Linked DNA regions of Homo sapiens: region 2 is linked to region 1. Evidence: chromatin loops called from intact Hi-C (ENCODE). Cell type or tissue: Caco-2. All regions are shown on one strand. Links, peaks and the distances in the headings refer to the core of each region. The heading gives the core; the rest is flanking DNA. Region 1 holds the start of PLP2 (proteolipid protein 2). Region 2 holds the start of CACNA1F (calcium voltage-gated channel subunit alpha1 F).

What was found. A loop is a pair of places that touch in the nucleus more often than their neighbours do. Peaks named below come from ENCODE experiments on the same cell type or tissue, not always from the same donor. Only the 100,000 strongest peaks of a DNase experiment are listed, where the experiment ranks them.
Region 2: it touches region 1 in a loop (5-fold over the local background); 2 of 110 quality-filtered maps call a loop at or near these places.

The regions. Positions count from the first base shown.
Region 1 is chrX:49,167,682-49,177,829 of GRCh38, forward strand. MAGIX (MAGI family member, X-linked) reads left to right here. Exons shown (of 6, transcript NM_024859.4): 6 at 1-1,093. PLP2 (proteolipid protein 2) reads left to right here and starts at 4,217. Exons shown (of 5, transcript NM_002668.3): 1 at 4,217-4,415; 2 at 5,448-5,600; 3 at 5,707-5,802; 4 at 6,654-6,744; 5 at 6,991-7,554. The coding sequence starts at 4,320. The coding sequence ends at 7,013. PRICKLE3 (prickle planar cell polarity protein 3) reads right to left here. Exons shown (of 9, transcript NM_006150.5): 8 at 9,222-9,521; 9 at 7,121-8,584. The coding sequence ends at 7,992. RefSeq lists cis regulatory regions at 1-65, 9,735-10,148, silencers at 4,094-4,193, 4,714-4,913 and enhancers at 8,819-9,320, 9,839-10,133. In Caco-2, for the core only: no CTCF peak of the experiment used is centred there; DNase peaks (open chromatin) are centred at 4,233 and 5,000; H3K4me3 peaks cover 1,587 bases.
Region 2 is chrX:49,226,373-49,235,215 of GRCh38, forward strand. It overlaps CACNA1F (calcium voltage-gated channel subunit alpha1 F), which reads right to left and starts at 6,968. Exons shown (of 48, transcript NM_001256789.3): 1 at 6,913-6,968; 2 at 5,306-5,555; 3 at 4,830-4,935; 4 at 4,478-4,617; 5 at 4,095-4,237; 6 at 3,848-4,000; 7 at 1,879-2,075; 8 at 1,664-1,767; 9 at 598-755; 10 at 238-330; 11 at 37-130. The coding sequence starts at 6,937. It also overlaps the pseudogene HSPB1P2. RefSeq lists a silencer at 4,133-4,202 and enhancers at 4,160-4,818, 4,463-4,512. In Caco-2, for the core only: a CTCF peak has its summit at 4,285; a DNase peak (open chromatin) is centred at 4,719; H3K4me3 peaks cover 1,221 bases.

The DNA of each region.
Region 1 (10,148 bases), core at 944-8,943:
GGGTGGCTTCCAGCTACCCCTGACTTAGAGCCTGGTGGAGGTGTGGTTCTTCAGAAGTCAGCAAAGGGCTCAAGAGCCCCAGTCTATAAATACAGTCACACCCAGGAGACTAATAATAGTAACCCCAGCCACCATGTACTTAGTTTTATCCCTGCTACTGGCTTTATTGCAATATTTATTTTCATCTACAATAGTTGCACATCTACTCAACTATCCGAATATGTCCATTTCGCAGAGGAGGAAAGTGAGGCCCAGGGAGTGCAGATAGCTACAGAGAGGAGGGTCAAAGCACGATTTAATCAAGGCCTGATTCCCAAGTCTGTCCTCTCAATTTCACCTGCATTGACAAGTATTAATTGAACCCCAACTGTATATGTTGCACTGTGCTAGGTACTGTGGAGATGCTGGAGGAACAAGACATAAAATTTCTTTGTGTAGCTGATGTATGTAATGAGAGTAGACAGATGTCAGACAAAAAAGACGAGAAAATGAATAAATAAAAAACCAGGCCAGGCGTGGTGGCTCACGCCTGTAATCCCAGCACTTTGGGAGGCCGAGGCTGGTGGATCACGAGGTCAAGAGTTCAAGAGCAGCCTGGCCAAGATGGTGAAACCCCGTCTCTACTGAAAATACAAAAATTAGCCAGGTGTGGTAGCAGGTGCCTGTAATCACAGCTACTCGGGAGGCTGAGGCAGAGAATTGCTTGAACCCAGGAGGTGGAGGTTGCAGCGAGCCAAGATCGCACCACTGCACTCCAGCCTGGGTGACAGAGCGAGAATCAGTCTCAAAAAAAAAAAAAAAAAAAAAAAAAACTTCAGGCCAGACATGGTGGTTTGTGCCTGTAATCCCAGTACTTTGGGAGGCGGAGGCGGGTGGATTGTTTGAGCCTACAAGTTTGATACCAGCCTGGGCAACATAGACCTTGTCTCTACAAAAAGTTTAAAAATTAGCTGGGAGTGGTGGCTCATGCCTGTAGTCCCAACTACTTGGGACACTGAGGTGGGAGGATCACTTGAGCCTGGGAGGTCAAGGCTGCAGTGAGCCATGATTGCACCATTCCACTCTAGCTGGAGTGACAGTGAGACCTTATCTCAAAAAAAAAAAAAAAAAAAAAAAAAAGGCCAGGCTCGTGGCTTACATCTGTAATCCCAACACTTTGGGAGGCCAAGGCAGGCGGATCACCTGAGGTCAGGAGTTCGAGACCAGTCTGACCAATATGGAGAAACCCCATCTCTACTAAAAATACAAAATTAGCCTGGTGTGGTGGCACATGCCTGTAATCTCAGCTACTCAGGAGGCTGAGACAGAAGAATCGCTTGAACCCGGGAGGTGGAGGTTGCGGTGAGCCAAGATTGTGCCATTGTACTCCAGCCTGGGCAACAAGAGCAAAACTCCTTCTCAAAAAAAAAAAAAAAAAAAAAAGACAATTTCAGAGAGAAGTGAGAGTCATGAAGCTATGAAGCTAGCAAAAGGAGGTTACATTGTGGGAGATGATGGTGAGCTTCTGGCCTCTTTGAAGACATAACTCTTGAGCTGCAACCTGAATGACCAGAAGCCAGGTATATGAAGCACTGAGTGAAGGGCATTGACAGCAGGGGGAATAGCAAGTGCAAAGGTGTTGAAGTGGAACCAGGTTCATCTTGTTTCAGAAATTCAGACGTGTCCTCACAGAGTTGGAAAGCACATACTCATCACTAGGAAAAGTATGTTTCATCCCTTCCACTATTCACTCACTCTTCCGGCAACCGGGGCTGAAAGAGGGGAGCTCTTTCCTTAGTTTTGAGGGGCCCTGTGTTGGCAGAGAGAGCAGGCAGGCCCTTGGGTTGAATCCTCCTGGCCATCCAGTTATGATTCTCCCCCACTTCAAATGAGATGAGAATAAAAACAACTTCTAGTCTGGAGAGTGTGTCCCTCAGGGTACCTCTGGGATCCTGATTCCAGGAGACGAGATGCATGTCTTAGATGCAGAAATTAAGGCTGAGCTGGGGGAAATTACTTGCTCAAAATAACACACTTAGCCAGGCGCAGTGGCTCACGCCTGTAATCTCAGCACTTTGGGAGGCCAAGGCGGGAGAATTGCTTGAGGTCAGGAGTTCAAGACCAGCCTGAGCAACATAACGAGACCTTGTCTCTACTAAAAAATAAATAAATACAAACAAAGTGTCTACAAATGTCACCCAGCCTTGCACCCCAGGAGCCATCCATTCATCTTGCCAATCCCCCAGAAATAAACTTTCCTATTCCTCATGTACGATTGTGCTGACTGGCCCCTCTCTTCAGAACCAGGAAACTGAGGCCCAACATTTAGGGCCAGGACTTCCTTGGGATTGCAGAACACAGAATCAGACCTTGGGCTCTCTGGGCTCTAACACTACTACAAAATATGTTTTTTTAAAATAGAGACAAGCTCTCACTACGTTGCCCAGGCTGGTCTCGAACTCTTGAGCTGAAGTGATTCTCCTACCTCGGCCTCCCAAAGTGCTAGGATTACAGGCATGAGCCACTGCTCCTGGCCTTGGGCTCTAACACTTGAAACAATGCTTGCCCTATTTCTGAGCAACTCAATGCTCACCAACCCCTATTCTCACACAGCCTTTACACTGGCAGGGTCTTATTCTCATCACTGCTCAGAGGTTTATTCCACTGTCCACAATCCATTATCCAAAAACAAAAAGCTCTGGAAACTGATGGTTTTCCCACAAGATAGGCACTATTTGGTTACAAAACCTGACCTGATCTAACGAGGAACAATTTTCTTTCTTCCTTTCTTTTTGTTTTTCCTTTTTTGGAGACAGGGTCTTGCTCTGTTGCCCAGGCAGGAGTGCAGTGGTCTGATCATGGTTCACTGCAGCCTTGAACTCCCAGGCTCAAGCAATCCTCCCACCTCAGCCTCCCGAGTAGTTGGGATTACAGGCACGTGCCACCATGCCTGGGCTAATTTTTTTCTTTTTTCTTTTTTTTTTTTTTTTTTGAGACGGAGTCTTGCTCTGTCGCCCAGGCTGGAGTGCAGTGGCGCAATCTTGGCTCACTACAACCTCCACCTCCCAGGTTCAAGCGATTCTCCTGCCTCAGCCTCCTGACTAGCTGGGATTATAGGCGAGCGCCACCACACCCGGTTCATTTTTTGTGTATTTTTAGTAGAGACGGGGTTTCACCATGTTGGACAGGCTGGTCTCGAACTCCTGACCTCGTGATCTGCCCACCTCGGCCTCCCAAACTGCTGGGATTATAGGCTTGAGCCACCGCGTCCGGCCGCCTGGGCTAATTTTTAAAATTATTTGTAGAGATGAGGTCTCACTGTGTTGCCGAGGTTGATCTCCAACTCTTGGGCTCAAGCGATCCTCCCACCTGAGGCTCCCAGAGTGTTGGGATTACTGGCATGAGCCACTGCGCCCAGCCGAGGAACACTTTTCAATCCTTACCCAGTTATTGTGAACGTTCATACCTTTTCTTGAAGAAATACCGTTTTTGTTGTTGTTGTTGTTTTTGAGACGTAGTTTCGCTCTTGTTGCCCAGACTGGAGTGCAATGGCATGATCTTGGCTCACCGCAACCTCTGCCTCCCGGGTTCAAGCGATTCTCCTGCCTCAGCCTTCCGAGTAGCTGGGATTACAGGCATGCGTCACCGTGCCCAGCTAATTTTTGTATTTTTAGTAGAGACGGTGTTTCTCCATGTTGGTCAGGCTGGTCTCGAACTCCCGACCTCAGGTGATCCACCCGCCTCGGCCTCCCAGTGTTGGGATTACAGGCGTGAGCCACCGCGCCTGGCCCTTTTTTTTTTTTTTTGTAACGCGGCAGCTCCAAACCCCGCTGAGAGTATATGCATGGGAAAACTTTCTGAAATCAAAAATATTCCGAATTCTGGCAACATACTGGGCCCCAAGTCTTTCGGATTTAACTCTGCCTCGGCCGTTTTATTCAGTTAAGGAAACTGAGTCACTCCATCCCAAAGCCAGATTCCCGCGGTTCTAAGCTGAAGCTGTCTCGGGTGCATTTGCATTCCAAAAAGGCGAAGGGTCCCGCTATTACTGCTCCTGGTACCTGGAGCTGCCAAGCACCCCTGCGATGGGGCGCCCCGGGGGCTGTGCGCCAGGCTGGGAGTATCCTTGGGGGGCGGGGCGAGGGGGCTTCCGGGGCGGCAGCCACCTGGCCCGGCTCCGGCCCCGCCCGCGTCAGCTCTGCGCGGTGATTCACTCCCTCCTTCGCCCCGGGGCCCCCTTCCCGGCCAGACGGCGGGCAAGACAGCTGGGTGTACAGCGTCCTCGAAACCACGAGCAAGTGAGCAGATCCTCCGAGGCACCAGGGACTCCAGCCCATGCCATGGCGGATTCTGAGCGCCTCTCGGCTCCTGGCTGCTGGGCCGCCTGCACCAACTTCTCGCGCACTCGAAAGGGAATCCTCCTGTTTGCTGAGATTGTGAGCGTTCTGGGGCAGGCGCGTGGGCAAAAGCGGGATGGGGTGGCTGGACCATGCGGAACTGGATGGTCCGGGTGAGGCAGGCACTTGGCCGGGGCGCTCGGCAGTGGGGTGCAGGTGGGTGGGTTCACGGTGGAGGCCCGAAACCCGGGGCGCAGGGCGAGTCGGTGGGGTTTGACGAAGGTTGTTGAGATCTGGTGGTCCCCGGGGTGAAGCAAGGAGCCTATAACGCATACGGAGGGCTACGTGGGGACAGCCTGCGTGAACTCATCAGTGGACGCATCGAAGGGGTCCCAGGGTGCTGGGAAGTGGGGGCCTCCTGTGGCAGGGCGTGGCGCGGCCTGGGCACAGGAGGGCGGGCTGGCAGCGCGCCCAGGGGCAGGGCCTGTTGGGGTGGGGCCCCCCCGCCCCGCGCTAGTCCCGCGGTGTAGAGCGCCCCGCCCTTCGCCAGTTCTTCCTCGCCCTTCAGAGGCCGGGCGGGATGTCCTTAGCTTTTCGGGGTTTCCACCCTTCTCAAAGTGGGCGCCGCCTTTGAGTCACTTGTAAAAGGGGTGCGGCGCCTTTAACGGAGTCCTGCCTCTCTGGTGTCACTCTCACCGCTTCCCAAAGGGGTTGCTGGGGGAACCGCGTGTTCCGCCCCGGTCAAGGCCACAAAGCTGGCGTCAGCGGGGCTCACAAAACACCTGGCAGCGCCACTCCCCTCAGGCTGCCCGTAACCTAGAAGGGAAAAGAGGAAACTGAGGCACCCAACTCTACTCCTTACTTGTTGGGTGACCCTGGCCAAGCCATTAAACCTCTCTGTGCCTCAGTTTTCTCGTCTATAAATTAGAAAGAGTAATAATAGTACCCAGAGCATTAGATTGTCGTGATGATTGAATTTGGAACACAGTGAGCACATAAAAAGTGTTTAGCTATTATTGTATGTCATTTCCCCAGCCCTCGTAGGCATCTTAGTATGGGACCCCCAATTTAAACCAATCTTCTCAGCCCTGGTTGCTGATTGAGGTCCCCTTTCCCATGTCACCCTTCCAGATATTATGCCTGGTGATCCTGATCTGCTTCAGTGCCTCCACACCAGGCTACTCCTCCCTGTCGGTGATTGAGATGATCCTTGCTGCTATTTTCTTTGTTGTCTACATGTGTGACCTGCACACCAAGATACCATTCATCAACTGGCCCTGGAGTGTGAGAAGGGGTCCACAATGGCAAGACCAGGGAGGGGTCTGGGCAGTTAGGATTGTCGGGGAACTGTGGTTGCTGACTTCCCTCTTCTCCTCCCTACACCTCACAGGATTTCTTCCGAACCCTCATAGCGGCAATCCTCTACCTGATCACCTCCATTGTTGTCCTTGTTGAGAGAGGAAACCACTCCAAAATCGTCGCAGGGGTAAAGGCCATGGGAGCAGCTCTGAAGCACAGAGCGAAGGGTTTGAGGAGCCAGGGACCATTTCTGCCTTTGCTTCTGGCAGAAATCGTGTGACCCACAGCAAGTCACACTTGTCCTCAGACATGGAGGAAAGTCTGGCCCAGGACTTGGTTTTGCCTCCCAAGGTCTTCATTTGCTGTGAAGGGAAGTCCCTTGTCAGACACAAGGACCTTGGTGAGAGGTACAAACAGGCGGCCCCTTTGTCAATGCACTAGACTACCATCTGCAAGAACTTTGTCCCAAATGTAGTAGAAATTGGGGCCGGGCGCAGTGGCTCATGCCTGTATTCCCAGCACTTTGGGAGGCTGAGGCCGAGGCAGGCAGATCACTTGAGGTCAGGAGTTCAAGACCAGCCTGGCCAACATGGCGAAACCCCATCTCCACTAAAAATACAAAAATCAGCCGGGCATGGTGGTGGGCGCCTATAGTCCCAGCTACTCAGGAGGCTGAGGCAGGAGAATCACTTGAACCCAGAAGACAAAGGTTGCAGTGAGCCAAGATCATGCCACTCACTCCAGCCCCAGTGACAGATGGGTGACAGAGTGATACTGTGTCTCAAAAAAAAAAAAAGTATGACTTGAATTGTGCCCCCTACGGGTAGGGCCACAGTGTGGCCTCCCTGTGTTGAGAGGTATAGGAGGAGGGAGAGTGGGGTAGGATGCACTCTCTTGGCCTTTCCCTGGCTTACCAACCCGGTGCTTGAGTCCCATCCTGCGTGGGGCAGGTGCTGGAGGTGGTGGATACAAGAAGATAAGAGACTGAGTAACCTGACCAGCTAATCTAAACCCCCTCACTCCTATCCTGTCCCCCAGGTACTGGGCCTAATCGCTACGTGCCTCTTTGGCTATGATGCCTATGTCACCTTCCCCGTTCGGCAGCCAAGACATACAGCAGCCCCCACTGGTAAGTGTGTGTGTGTGTTGGTTGGGGGTAAGGGGGTTGCTGAGAGGGCAGAGGGAAAAAGGAAAGGGATCTCTTAAAGGCACGAATGCCAACTCTGGTCTCGTATTGGTACTTAGGGCTTTTGTACCAATAGGTACCATAAGCTTCGGTATTCTTGTGTGTAAAATGTTCATGGACTTTGGATCTTGTTTTAAAAAATGGGCATATAGATTCAGCCAATGCTTTCTCTCTTTTCCTCACCTGCAGACCCCGCAGATGGCCCGGTGTAGGCGAACTTCCCTCATTTCTCTCTGCAATCTGCAAATAACTCCTCCATTGAAATAACTCCTCCCCACCCCAACAACAACATTCCCAGCAGACCAACTCCCACCCCCTCTTTGAGGTAAAAGTGCCTTTATTGGGAGACTTTTGTCTTCCAGCCTGCCAATCAACCCTCCTGGGTGTGGCCACCATATGTGTGTGCCTAGGTCCTCCTTCTGCACGATCCAATAGGAGACACCAGTTCTGACTGAACCATGCCCCCACCTAAGTCACAAAATGAGGGAAGTGGGGAGTTAGATTTCAGAGTCCAGGCCCTAGGTTGGGACCCACTCCAAATAATCTCCTCGGTGTGGGTGGTGGTTCTATAGAGGGATAAATGAATAATAAACATTGTTAAAATATACGATAATGAATAAAGTAATCCTTTCATCAAATGTGGGTAAATTTCAAGCATCAGGAGGGGGAAATGGAGTGGAAACAGCTGGGGCAAGGAGGCAAAGAAGCCAGGCCTGTTTTACAACAAATATTAAATTACTTCAATAATACAAACGAGAGGCCCGGTGCGGTGGCTCATGCCTGTAATCCCAGTCCTTTGGGAGGCTGCGGGAGGATTGCTTGAGCCCAGGAGTTCTAGACCAGCCTGGGCAACATGGCAAAACCCCATCTCTACCAAAAAATTAAAAAATTAGCTGGGAACGCTGACACGAGCCTGGAGTCCCAGCTACTTGGGAGGCTGAGGTGGGAGGATAGCTTGAGCCCAAAACTTTTGAGGCTGCAGTGAGCCCTGATCACACCACTGCACTCCAGCCTGGGCAATAGGGTAGACCAAGTCTCTAAAACAGAAACAAAAATAGAAACAAACTGATAAAGGAGGGAGGAAGAGGATTTATGACTTAGGTTGTAGGGGCGGGGCGTGGGGGTGAGGGGCATGGGCCTCATCATCTACTCTGACTGGAGAATGGAGCCCCCTCCAGGACGGCCTGCCTTCAAGCCACGATGCAGTTCTTGTCTCGGGCCTGACGAGGCATCCCTGCGCGAGAGTCCCTGGGGAGCGATAAAGATGGGGAGTTGAAGGTCTCCATTGCAGTGTCCTGAGCAGGCATGGGCCTGCACAAATGCGGGGGCAGAGGGATGCGCTCTCCTAGGAAGAAGCCATCATCCTCTGATGATTCGGAACTGGAACTGGAGGGCGAGCTGGAGCAAGATTCCGAGTCTGACCCTGATCCCGCGTCACATTGATAGTGGCGACGTCTGCTTGGGTGGCGGTTGTGATGGTGATGGTGATTATGATGATGGTGGCGGCGACGGCTGGGGGCCCTGGGTGGGGGACTGCGTGGCCTGCGGCGCTGGGCCGGGGGTGCACTCAGGGTCCGGCGCGGGCCTCCTTCAGACACCAGAGGGTCGCGGAAGCTGACGCGTGGGGTGCTCTGACGACCGAAGGCACTATCATCTGGGCGCAGGTTAGGCTGGCCGGGGGACTCTGGGGGCGGCTCGGGGACACTGCGGAGCCCCAGTTCCGGCATGGAGTGGCGGTGGGGAGCCCCTCTCAGAAAGCGGGAGGGCTCCTCAGGGCCTGTAGCTGTTAAGGGGGAGACAGAGTGACTCCTTGTATCTGCCCTCCCACTGGCCCCCTCCTAAGAGGAGGCCTGCGGAAGGGCCTTCTTTCCTCCACTAAGACTGGGAAAGTGGGGGCAGGGGTCGGAGAATGGCAGGGAGGTGGGAAGTCTGGGAAGTGTGAGGCCTGGAGCAGGCTCTGGGTGTTGAGAGGGTTGGAAGGAAGAACACGGAGCAAGATGGGACTGGTGTGGGGGGCGTGGCCAGGGCACCCGGGGTGGCTTCGGATGGAAGAGGTGTGGCATAGGCTGGAGTAGATTTGGTTTGCAATAAAAGGGGTGGGGCCTGACTGCAGAGGATGAAGGGTGACCGGCTGGAGAAGAGGAAGAGGAACTTGGGGTCAAGCAGAGACAAGTTGAGGTAGGGGACCAGCCCTGTATTGACAGGGTGGAACCAGGGTTCATGAGGCGGGTGTAGTTTGGGATGGAAACCAGGCCTGGACTGGTGTGGGGAAGGAGGATGAGCTGAGAAATGGGCGGGGCCCAGGGATACAGCAGGTGAAGGGCCTGGGCTAGTCAAGAAGGAAGGGCCAGGGCTGAGGCAGGGGCAAGGACATAGGGGTGACTGGGCTGTGGCTGGGTGTGGCTAGAGGGTTAGCTCACCTGGCGCTAACTCTGTGCTGGTGCCTTTGGTGGTGGTCTCTGATGCCCCCTTCACAGCAGAGAAAGAGGCTGTGGAGGCTGCAAGTGGGGCTGTGACAGGGCCGGCACTCCAGCTGCGGCGGCTCGGCCCTGGAGCTGTGGGCTCGGACCCAAGGCTGCAGGCTCGAGAGCAGAAGATTAGGCCTCGGCGTGGCAGGAATGGGCGGCCCAGCAGGGCCCGCCCACAGCGACTACAGCAGAAGCAGCGGTCTGAGGCATGCCAGTGCTGGCCCTCGTAAGCCATCTGGCCTTGGTCCAGGCCTGTGGGGAACGACGAGGGGGAAAAACTGAGGCAGAACCCCCAGGCGTAACCCCACCCCTCGTGAACGAGTCCCTTCTCAAGAAGAGGTGGGGAATCCGAGGCAGGGCACCCCTGGGTGCCTTCCTCCCTCCTCCAGAATGGGGCCCTTTTGGAGAAAGCAGGAAACAGGTTTTGGTTCTCTCCTGGAGACTGGCTGGTGAACCTCTCTCTCACTCCTCCCTTTCTTTCCCAGGGTGCTCTCTCCCAGAGCGGGGTGGGCATTGGACTCTAAGATTCGGGCCAGGCTTAGACATTAGGGGGTGGCTCCAAGTGGAAGGAGAATGGAAAGCTGGGCCTGAAGAGGAGGCCTGGCTGGTGGGGGCAGGGCTTAGCAGGTGGGGAGTGGCCCTGTTGAGAAAGGAGTGGTTCTCAGAGGATAGGGTGTAGCTAGAAGCTAGGCCTGACTTAGGCTGATACAGGAGAGTGGAGGAGAACGGGGCACAGCTTGGGGTGGTAGAGGCTAGGAGTAGGGCGAGCCCTGGGGCTGGAATTAGAGCACCCTCTGGAGGTGGGTGTAGACATGTGGTGGTGGCCTAGCATTGTGTTAGGTGGGGTTTAGAAAGCATGGCATAGTGGGGACATTGGGA
Region 2 (8,843 bases), core at 230-8,229, 58 kb after region 1:
GGCTTCTGGGCTGGGTCAGGGGCTGGGGGCCCTCACAGGCAGCGTGTACAGCTGGCCAGAGCCCCCTCCTCCTCATCCTCATCGCCTTGGGTCTCTGTCATGGAACCGGTGTCACTGGCTGGGAGGCTGGCTGTAGGCAAGGTGGGGATAGTGGTCAGGACCTGAAGACCCCGAGGTCCAATCTTTGGCTTTCACCTCTGCCTACCCACCCCCACCCCAGCCTGGCTGGACCCCCACCATGGCTGCTGGTGGAGTGTGTGGAGCGAGTAGAATGACTGAACCAGCGCAGACGTCCACGCCTCCTATTGGTCAGCTCGGCCAGCTGTGGCCCTGCAGGGAGAGAAAGGACAATTAGGGAGGACATACTGGGGGCAGGGTTAGGGCCATGTCTAGGGTAGGGGTGTCATTTGGAGTCTTTATAGCTGAGGCTGGTCTTGATTCTGCATTTTGAGCCATAACTTGGGGGCTGGGGCTAGAGTTGTTGCAGATCAGGCCTGGGTGGGTCTCAGGAGGGCAGACCACATCTAAGGCATGCAGGGAATGGGCCAGATTGGAGTTGCCTACGATGGCCCGCCCGGCCCTCTTCAGCCATAGAACCAAGGTTGTCATCGGCGGAGGGGTCCTCCATGTCCAGCTCTTCGGCTTGAGTGATCCAGTCCAGGTAGCCCCGCAGGTCTTCCTCCATCTGCTGCTTCTCCCGCTGCTTCTGGAAGTCCCCGCGAGCTTTCGCTTTCTCTCTCTCCTTGGAGAACTCCCTGAGGGAGGAGGATAGAGGGCTAGGGGGAGGAGCCAATCTGAACACCTTGCTTTCATCACTCCAGCCACACTAGCCTCCTAGCTACTCTTTGAATATGCCAAGCACATTCTAGCCTCAGGGCCTTTGCACTGACCATTCTCTTTGCTTGGAATGCTTTTCCCTCAGATAACCACATGGTGCACCCACCTCATCTCTTTTTTTTTCTTTTCCCCAGATACAGGGTCTCACTCTATCACTCAGGGTGGAGTGCAGTGGTGTGATCATAGCTCACCGCAGCCTCGACCTCCTGGGCTCAAGCGATCCTTCCACCTCAGCTTCCTGAGTAGCTAGGACTACAGGTGTGCGCCACCATGCCCAGCTATTTTTGTTCATTTTTTGTAAAGATGAAGTCTCACTATGTTGCCCAGGCTGGTCTCGAACTCCTGACCTCAAGCCATCCTCCTGCCTTGGCCTCCCATAGTGCTGGGATTACAGGCATGAGCCACTGCACCTGGCCTCTTTCACATTTTTACTCAAATAACACCTTGTCAAGACAGCCTTTCCTGACATCCCTATTTATAATCACAAGATCTCTCCATTCTTATCTTTTATCTTTCCTTTCTTTCCACAGTACATATTCCATATAAAACACTATATATATGTGTGTGCCAATATATAAATGCACACACTTATTTTATTGCATATGTTGCTACTTTCTGTCTCTCCCCATCAGAATGTAAAACCAGGAAGGCAGAGATTTTTGTCTTTTGTTCCACTCCTAAAATGGTGCCTCACATACAATAGATGCTCATGATTGAATGAAGGAGTATTTCAGATGGGTTTTGAAGGATGTCTAGGAGTTTGCCAGGCACAAAGAAGTGGGCAGTGGCTGAGGGGTGGGAAGCAGGGAGTGTCTAGGTCTCTCACCCACTCAGGACGCCAAGCACAAGGTTGAGGACGAAGAAGGACCCAAAGATGACAAGGCTCACAAAGTACACCCAGGGCAGTTCATACCCCATGGCATCTTGCATCTGGGGAGAGAAAAGGCATGCATCCCTCAGGGTAGGCAGACACTCCTGCGTGAGTGTCAGGGAGGAAAGGCAGGTGCAGCCTTTGAGCTCTGTGCCCACAGTCCACCTCACCCAGTAGAGCACATCGGTCCAGCCTTCCATGGTGACACACTGGAAGACTGTCAGCATGGCGAAGAAGAAGTTGTCAAAGTTGGTGATGCCTCCATTGGGCCCTGGCCAGCGCCCGCGGCACTCAGTCTGGTTCAGCGTGCACGCACGCCCTGATCCCGAAGACGCACAGGGCGATGGGTCCTCCTCCGCTTCCATGTCTGCAGGAAGACTGGAGCTTGGGGCTTCGAAGCAGGCCCACTCTCAGTCGCTGCCACCCTGAAGCCCCGCCCACTTAGGAAGCTCGACTTGGGTCCTAGATTTTTCTCTTTCTCTCTTTCTTTCTTTCTTTTTTTGAGACGGGGTCTCCCTCTGTCGCCCAGGCTGGAGTGCAGTGGCACGATCTCGGCTCACCACAACTTCCGCCTCCCGGGTTCAAGCAATTCTCCTGCCTCAGCCTCCTGAGTAGCTGGGATTACCGGCGTGTGCCACAACGCCCGGCTAATTTTTTTTGTATTTTTAGTAGAGACGGGGGTTTCACCATATTGGTCAGGTTGGTCTCGAACTCCTGACCTTGTGATCCGCCCGCCTCGGCCTCCCAAAGTGCTGGGATTACAGGCGTGAGCCACCGTGCCCGGCCAGTCCTAGATTTTTCTAAGGCAACACTTAGCTCCACTTCTAGGGCAGAACCCTGCGAGCTCCGTATTCTGAACCACTGGGAAGCTAGGGATCCCACCAACCGGGATTTAAATCCTGGCGTGGAGTCTTGTAAATAACAATGAGGCAAGAGCCTGGGGGCGGAGTCTTGTGAATTTGGACGCGTCTCTTGAAAATAGGGGAGGGGCAAGGCATGGGCGGGAGTCTGGGTAAATGGTCTGAGTGTATGAGAACAGTCGTGGAGAATAAAGCTTTTTTTTGGTTTGTTTTTGTTTTGTTTTTGAGACCGAGTCTCACTCTGTCGCCCAGGCTGGAGCGCAGTGAGTGGTGCGATCCGATCTCAGCTCACTGCAACCTCCATCTCCCAGGCTCAAGTGATTCTCATGCCGCAGCCTCCCGAGTAGCTGGGATTACAGACATGCACCACCACGCCCGGCTCAACTTTGTATTTTTAGTAGAGATGGGGTTTCACTATGTTGGCCAGGCTGGTCTCGAACTCCTGACCTCAAGTGATCCATCTGCCTCGGCCTCCCAAAGTGCTGGGATTACAGGCGTGAACCACGGCGCCCAGCCGAGGATAAAGTTTTTTAAAATTGTTTTTGTTATTATTTTTTGGAGACTGGATCTCACTATTTTGCACAGGCTGGTAGCAAACTCCTGGGCGTAAGTGATCCTCCCGCCTCGGCCTCCCAAATGCCGGGAATACAGGTGTAAGCCAAGGCGCAGAGTTTTTGTTTTGTTTTGTTTTGTTTTTGAGACGGAGTCTCGCTCTGTCGCCCAGGCTGGAGTGCAGTGGCGCATCTCGGCTCACTGCAAGCTCCGCCTCCTGGGTTCACGCCATTCTCCTGCCTCAGCCTCAGGTTCACGCCATTCTCCTGCCTCAGCCTCCCGAGTAGCTGGGACTACAGGCGCCCGCCACCATGCCCAGCTAATTTTTTGTATTTTTTTAGTAGAGGCAGGGTTTCACCGTGTTAGCCAGGATGGTCTCGATCTCCTGACCTCGTGATCCGCCCGCCTCGGCCTCCCAAAGTGCTGGGATTACAGGCGCAGAGTCTTGTCTTAAGTGCGGGGCACTTGCACTTAAGTCTTAAGTGCGGGGCAGGACCTTAGCCTGTGGGTACAGTCTCGTGATGGGGCGGAGCTATTAGCGAGGTGGGGTTGTAGTCTGATTTAGGGCAGAGTCTTGAATATATGGGTGGGACTTGGTTATCTGGGGATGGAACCTGAGCCTGGGGGCCGAATCTTGTGCATTTCAGTGGGTTTCCCTGAGTGCAGCATTGGATCTAGGAACCGAAGGAGGGGGCATGTTCTGCCTAGGAGGGGCGGGCAGACTAACCGGATCCCAGGAAGTAGCACGTCTTGTGCATTCGTCCAAGGAACAGCTCGAGCCCAATGATGGCATAAATGATGATGACGAAGAGCACGAGCAGTGCAATGTGCAGCAGCGGCACCAGAGCCTTCATGATGGAATTGAGCACTATGTGCAGGCCTGCGGGGAGGGAGGGGGAGGCAGAAATAAGGGCGGGGTCAGCTCAGCCCCACCCCCACCCTCCACCTCCGACCTCGGGGGATGTGCCACTCACTCGGGACCCCAGACACCAGCCTCAGTGGCCGCAGCACCCGAAACGCCCTCAATGCCTTCACATCGAAGCCTCCTGGCTTTCCCCCGGTGTGCGGGGCGTCGCCTGGCCGTCCGGGGCCCTGCTCCAGCAGAACGCTGAACAGCCTGATGGGGGAGCACCGGGCAGGGAGGCGGAGGTCAGGCCTTGGGATTCCCCCCTCCACCCTAACCTTCTCAGAAAAGCACAAGTCCCTGTAACTAGAAATAGAAATGGGTTTTAATAATATTCCTGATTCTGGCTGCCGAATGGGGGCGGTCTGAAAGAGTCGCTTTCCTGAGCCCAGAATTCAGCGGGCCTGACGGTAGGAAGGCGACTAGGGTGGGGTGCCTCCCGCAGACGCGCACCCGACCACGACGATGATGAAGTCGAGTAGGTTCCAGCCATTGCGGATGTAGGCGCTGGGGTGGAGCACCAGCCCGTAGGCCACGATCTTGAGCACCGTCTCCACAGTGAAAATCACCAGGAATACGTACTCCACCTGCTCCTGGGGGTGGGACCGGGGGGCGGGTCGGGAAGTCGAGGAGTTATTTGAAGGCGAGGTTTGACGGGGGCGTGGGGAGCATAGTCAGGACCGAGGGTGGGGCTGAGCCAGGCAGGGCCATCCGGGTCAGAGAGGGGGCGGGGTCTGGCTGGAAGGAGTGAGCTCTACTGGGGCTCTATTTGGCTGGGAACTGGCTGGGGCGGGGCGGGCCTTACCAGGTTGTGGTTGGCAGTGTTGGAGTCGTCCTCAGGGAAGGGGATGTAAACTCCCAGGGCCACGCAGTTGGCAAAGATGGTCAGCAGGATGAGGATGTCGAAGGGCCTCAGGTGGACACAGTCAAGGACCCTGGCAGAGTGGCATTGGAACCCCCCTACTCCCTTGGGAACCTCCCACCCAGTGCTGACCCTTGACGCCCAAGGTGACAGGTCCTGGCATTCTCGACCCCTGCCCTGACAAGGCCTTGACTTTGTCCCTCCTGGAAACCTTAACCATCCCCAACTCTTGCTGTGATTCAGTCCTTGACTCTTGAACCCTGGTGACCTTTGCCTTTCTGAACCTGCCCCCCAACCCAGTTCTTGACTCTTGACCTTGATGATCTCAGCCCTCCTCTGTTCCAGCCCTGACCCAATTCTTTACTCCTGGTACCCTGATGACCCTTACCCCTGGGCCCTGCCCCTGCCTTCCAGGATGCTTCCACTCCACGATGCTGATGCAGGACCGTCGCAGAGGATTGGCCAGGGTGAGGCAGAAGAGTGCCCGAGGTGACCGCTGGGCACTGGCCACTGCCACTGTCTTGTGCTTGCTGTGCTGGTTTCTTCGCTTAGGGGTCCCTAGGCCTGATGCCCCACTGCTTTCACCTTCCACAGCTGGGGGCCCGGGGCACAGCCCCCATTCGGGACCAGGGCCTGCCCCATTGGCTGGACTGGGCTCTGGGGTGGTGTCTATATGGAGAAACTGTGTCAGGGAGGGACAGGGTATTGGGGCAATTGTGGCTGCTTCCTACCTGATCCTGTCCCTCTGTTTGAAGGAAGGAGAGAAGAGCATGGAAAATTAGGGAGAACTGGGAGTAGCTGGGTTAAGGACTGGGAAGTAAGAGTGTTCGAATTAAGATTAGAGTGAGAGTTTATAGGGGAGTGAAGGTGAGATTACATTTCCAAGTGAAGTAGGGTTTGGTGTTTAAGTTGGGGGTAGAGTTTAAATTGCCATGGGGTGGGCGAATTTAAGGTTAAATTTGAGTGGTGGGTTTTGGGTTAGGGTGGGGATGGGTTTAGACATAGGTAGGAGTGGAGTTTTGTCTAAGGGTTAGGACTGGGTATTTTGAATTGGAATTAGAATTAGGATACAGGTTAGGGTCGAAGTTGAGTTTTGAGTGGGACTTGAATTTTGCATTGGGGTTTTCAGCTAAGGCCACTCCCAGTTCCCATGGTCTCGTTTCAGCCTCAGAGGGCGGTAGATTGGCCTGGTTAAGATTCCCAGCTTTGGATGAAACAAGCTGCCTGAGTTTAAATCCTGACTTTACCACTTGGTAGCTATGTGTTGCCTTGGGCAAATTATGTAATCTCTTTGAGCCTCAGTTTCCTTATCTGTATAATAAGGATGATAATAACAGTACCTAAAATATAGCGGTGTTATGAGGATTAAATGAGTTCAGAATCAAAAGAATGCCTGGCACATAGAGTTATTCCCATTTTGCAGATGAGAAAATTGAGAAGAAAAAGTTAAGTGACTTGCTGAAGTGGCTGAATGGGGAGTCACACTCAGTCTAACTCTAGAGCCCTCATGGCTTACTACCACCATCAAGTATGTCTTCTCTCTCTTTCTCTCTTTTGTTTTTGTTTTTTTTTTTAAAGGGTCTGTGCACTTTCTGGAAAGTCAGAGACTGCAATCACTAACAGTATTGACATCCCGGGGTTGAGGTTGAGGTTAGGTCACTTTAGGTCTGTATCTGGGGTGGGGTTTAGACTCTAACAGGGGTTTGCCTTCTGGCTGGTAGAGTTTGTGTTAGGTTTCAGGTGGGCGTTTGGATAGGGGTCAGAGCCAGGATTGAGGTTGGGTTTCCTTTGGGAACTAAGGCTGTGGATGAGGCTGAGAGGCCATGGGGGGTGGTGTCTGGGTCAGGCTGAGCGTTAGGGCTCTGGTGGCAGAGAGGCTGTTTGGGGCTGGCTGGGATGGGGAACAGGGTGATGTGGTTCTTGTCCCCTAGAGGCTCTCTGGGGGTGGGGTCTGGGTGGGCAATGGGTGGGTCAGAGGGGCTCTACCTTGCTCCAAGGGTCTGCAGGGATGGAAGGATTCTCTCACCTTTCCCGCCTTCAGATTCCGACATCTTTCTTTCGAGATTGAAGGGCCATCTGCACACAACCCCCCTCTCTTCCCCCAGCTTTGGAGGGATTAAGGCCGCAGGGCGGGGCAATAACAGTGTTGTATGGGAGGGTGGCGGTGGGGGTGCAAATGGGACGTTTGTGGGCCAGAGCCTGGCAACAGATGAAATATTTACCAAATATATACCTGCAGCAAACAGTCAAACTAAAATAAGAAAAACGATGTCATTTTCCAGTAGTATATGGAATTCGAAGTATGTAGGAAAAACCTAATATATGTGCAATATCTCTATGGAAAAAAGATCAAATATTATCAATTATTATTATTTTTAGAGACAGGGTCTTGCTCTGTCACCCAGGCTGGAGTGCAGTGGCGTGATCATAGCTCACAGTAGCGTTGAATTCCTGTGCTCAAGTGATCCTCTGACCTCAGCCTCTGTAGCTGGGACTGCAGGTGTGCACTACCATGCCCAACTATTTTTTTTTTAAATTTTGGGTTGCTTCGAACTTTATTTGAGAACAACAGAAGATAAACCTATCAAAAGAACACACAGGTGGGTGCGGGGGCACGGCTAGTGGCGGCGGCCGGGGTGGGCATCCGGGCTAAGGCTTTTACTTGGCTGCAGACTGGTCGGATTTCGCAGCTCCTAGGCCCCCAAGCTGGGCCCGTGACTCCAAGGTGATCTCGTTGGACTGCGTGGCTAGCTTGGGCATGGGGGCCTCCACGGTCAGTGTGCCCTCAGGGGACAGGGAGGAGGAGACCTTGGTGGGGTCCACACCGGGGGGCAGCGTGTATTTCCGGGTGAAGCATCGGGAGATGTAGCCATGCTCGTCCTGCCGCTCCTCGTGCTTGCTGGTGATCTCCACCATGCCATCCTTGGTCTTGACCGTCAGCTCGTCGGAGGCGAAGTAGTTGATGTCCAGGGATACGCGCCAGCGGTCCGCTGTGGGCCGATTCTCCGAGACCCCGCCGCTGAGCTGCCGGCTGAGCGCGTAGCTGTAGGCGGGCGCGGCCACCGCGGGGCTCTCGACCGCGGCGGGGGCAGGGGACGCACGTAGCGGGGCCAGCAGCTGGTGCCCAACCACTGCGACCAGCCCGAAGGCCTGGTCAAAGAGGCGACTGTGCGGGTACCAGTCGCGGAAGGGGTCCCAGCTGGGGTCCCGCAGGAGCGAGAAGGGGACGCGGCGCTCGGTCATGCTGGCTGGCTCTGCTGGGGACGTCTGCTTGGACAAGTGTCAATTTTTTTTTTTTTTTTAAGAGATGGTGTATTGCTGTATTGCCCATGCCGGTCTCAAACTCCTGACCTCAAGCGATCCTCCCGCCTTGGCCTCCAAAACTGCTGGGATTGCAGGTGCGCGTCGGCTGTTCAAGAAATGGTTACATAGATTTCTTTTGCTTTATTTATTTATTTAGAGACGGAGTCTCGCTCTGTTGCCCAGGCTGGAGTGTAATGGCGCAATCTCAGCTCACTGCCACCTTCGCTTCCCCAGTTCAAGTGATTCTCCTGCCTAAGCCTCCCGAGTAGCTGGGACTACAGGCATGTGCCACCATGCCTGGCTAATTTTTCTCATTTTAGTAGAGAGGGGGTTTCACCATGTTGGCCAGGCTGGTCTCGAACTCCTGACCTCAGGTGATCCACCCGACTCGGCCTCCCAAAGTGCTGGGATTACAGGCGTGAGCCACTGCACCCAGCCGGTTACATAGATATTTGCTGTGTAATTATTCTTTGGAGTGTACAAATGTGTATCATATTAAAGCATTTATTGAATGCATGGACACTAGTAACTATAACTTACATAGTGCTTTCTTATCTTATGTGTCAGGCACATAGTACAACGTGCTTTATATAAATTAATTCTGTTTTAATCCTAAAAAGCAGGTACTGTCAATAGTCCCATTTTACAGATGAG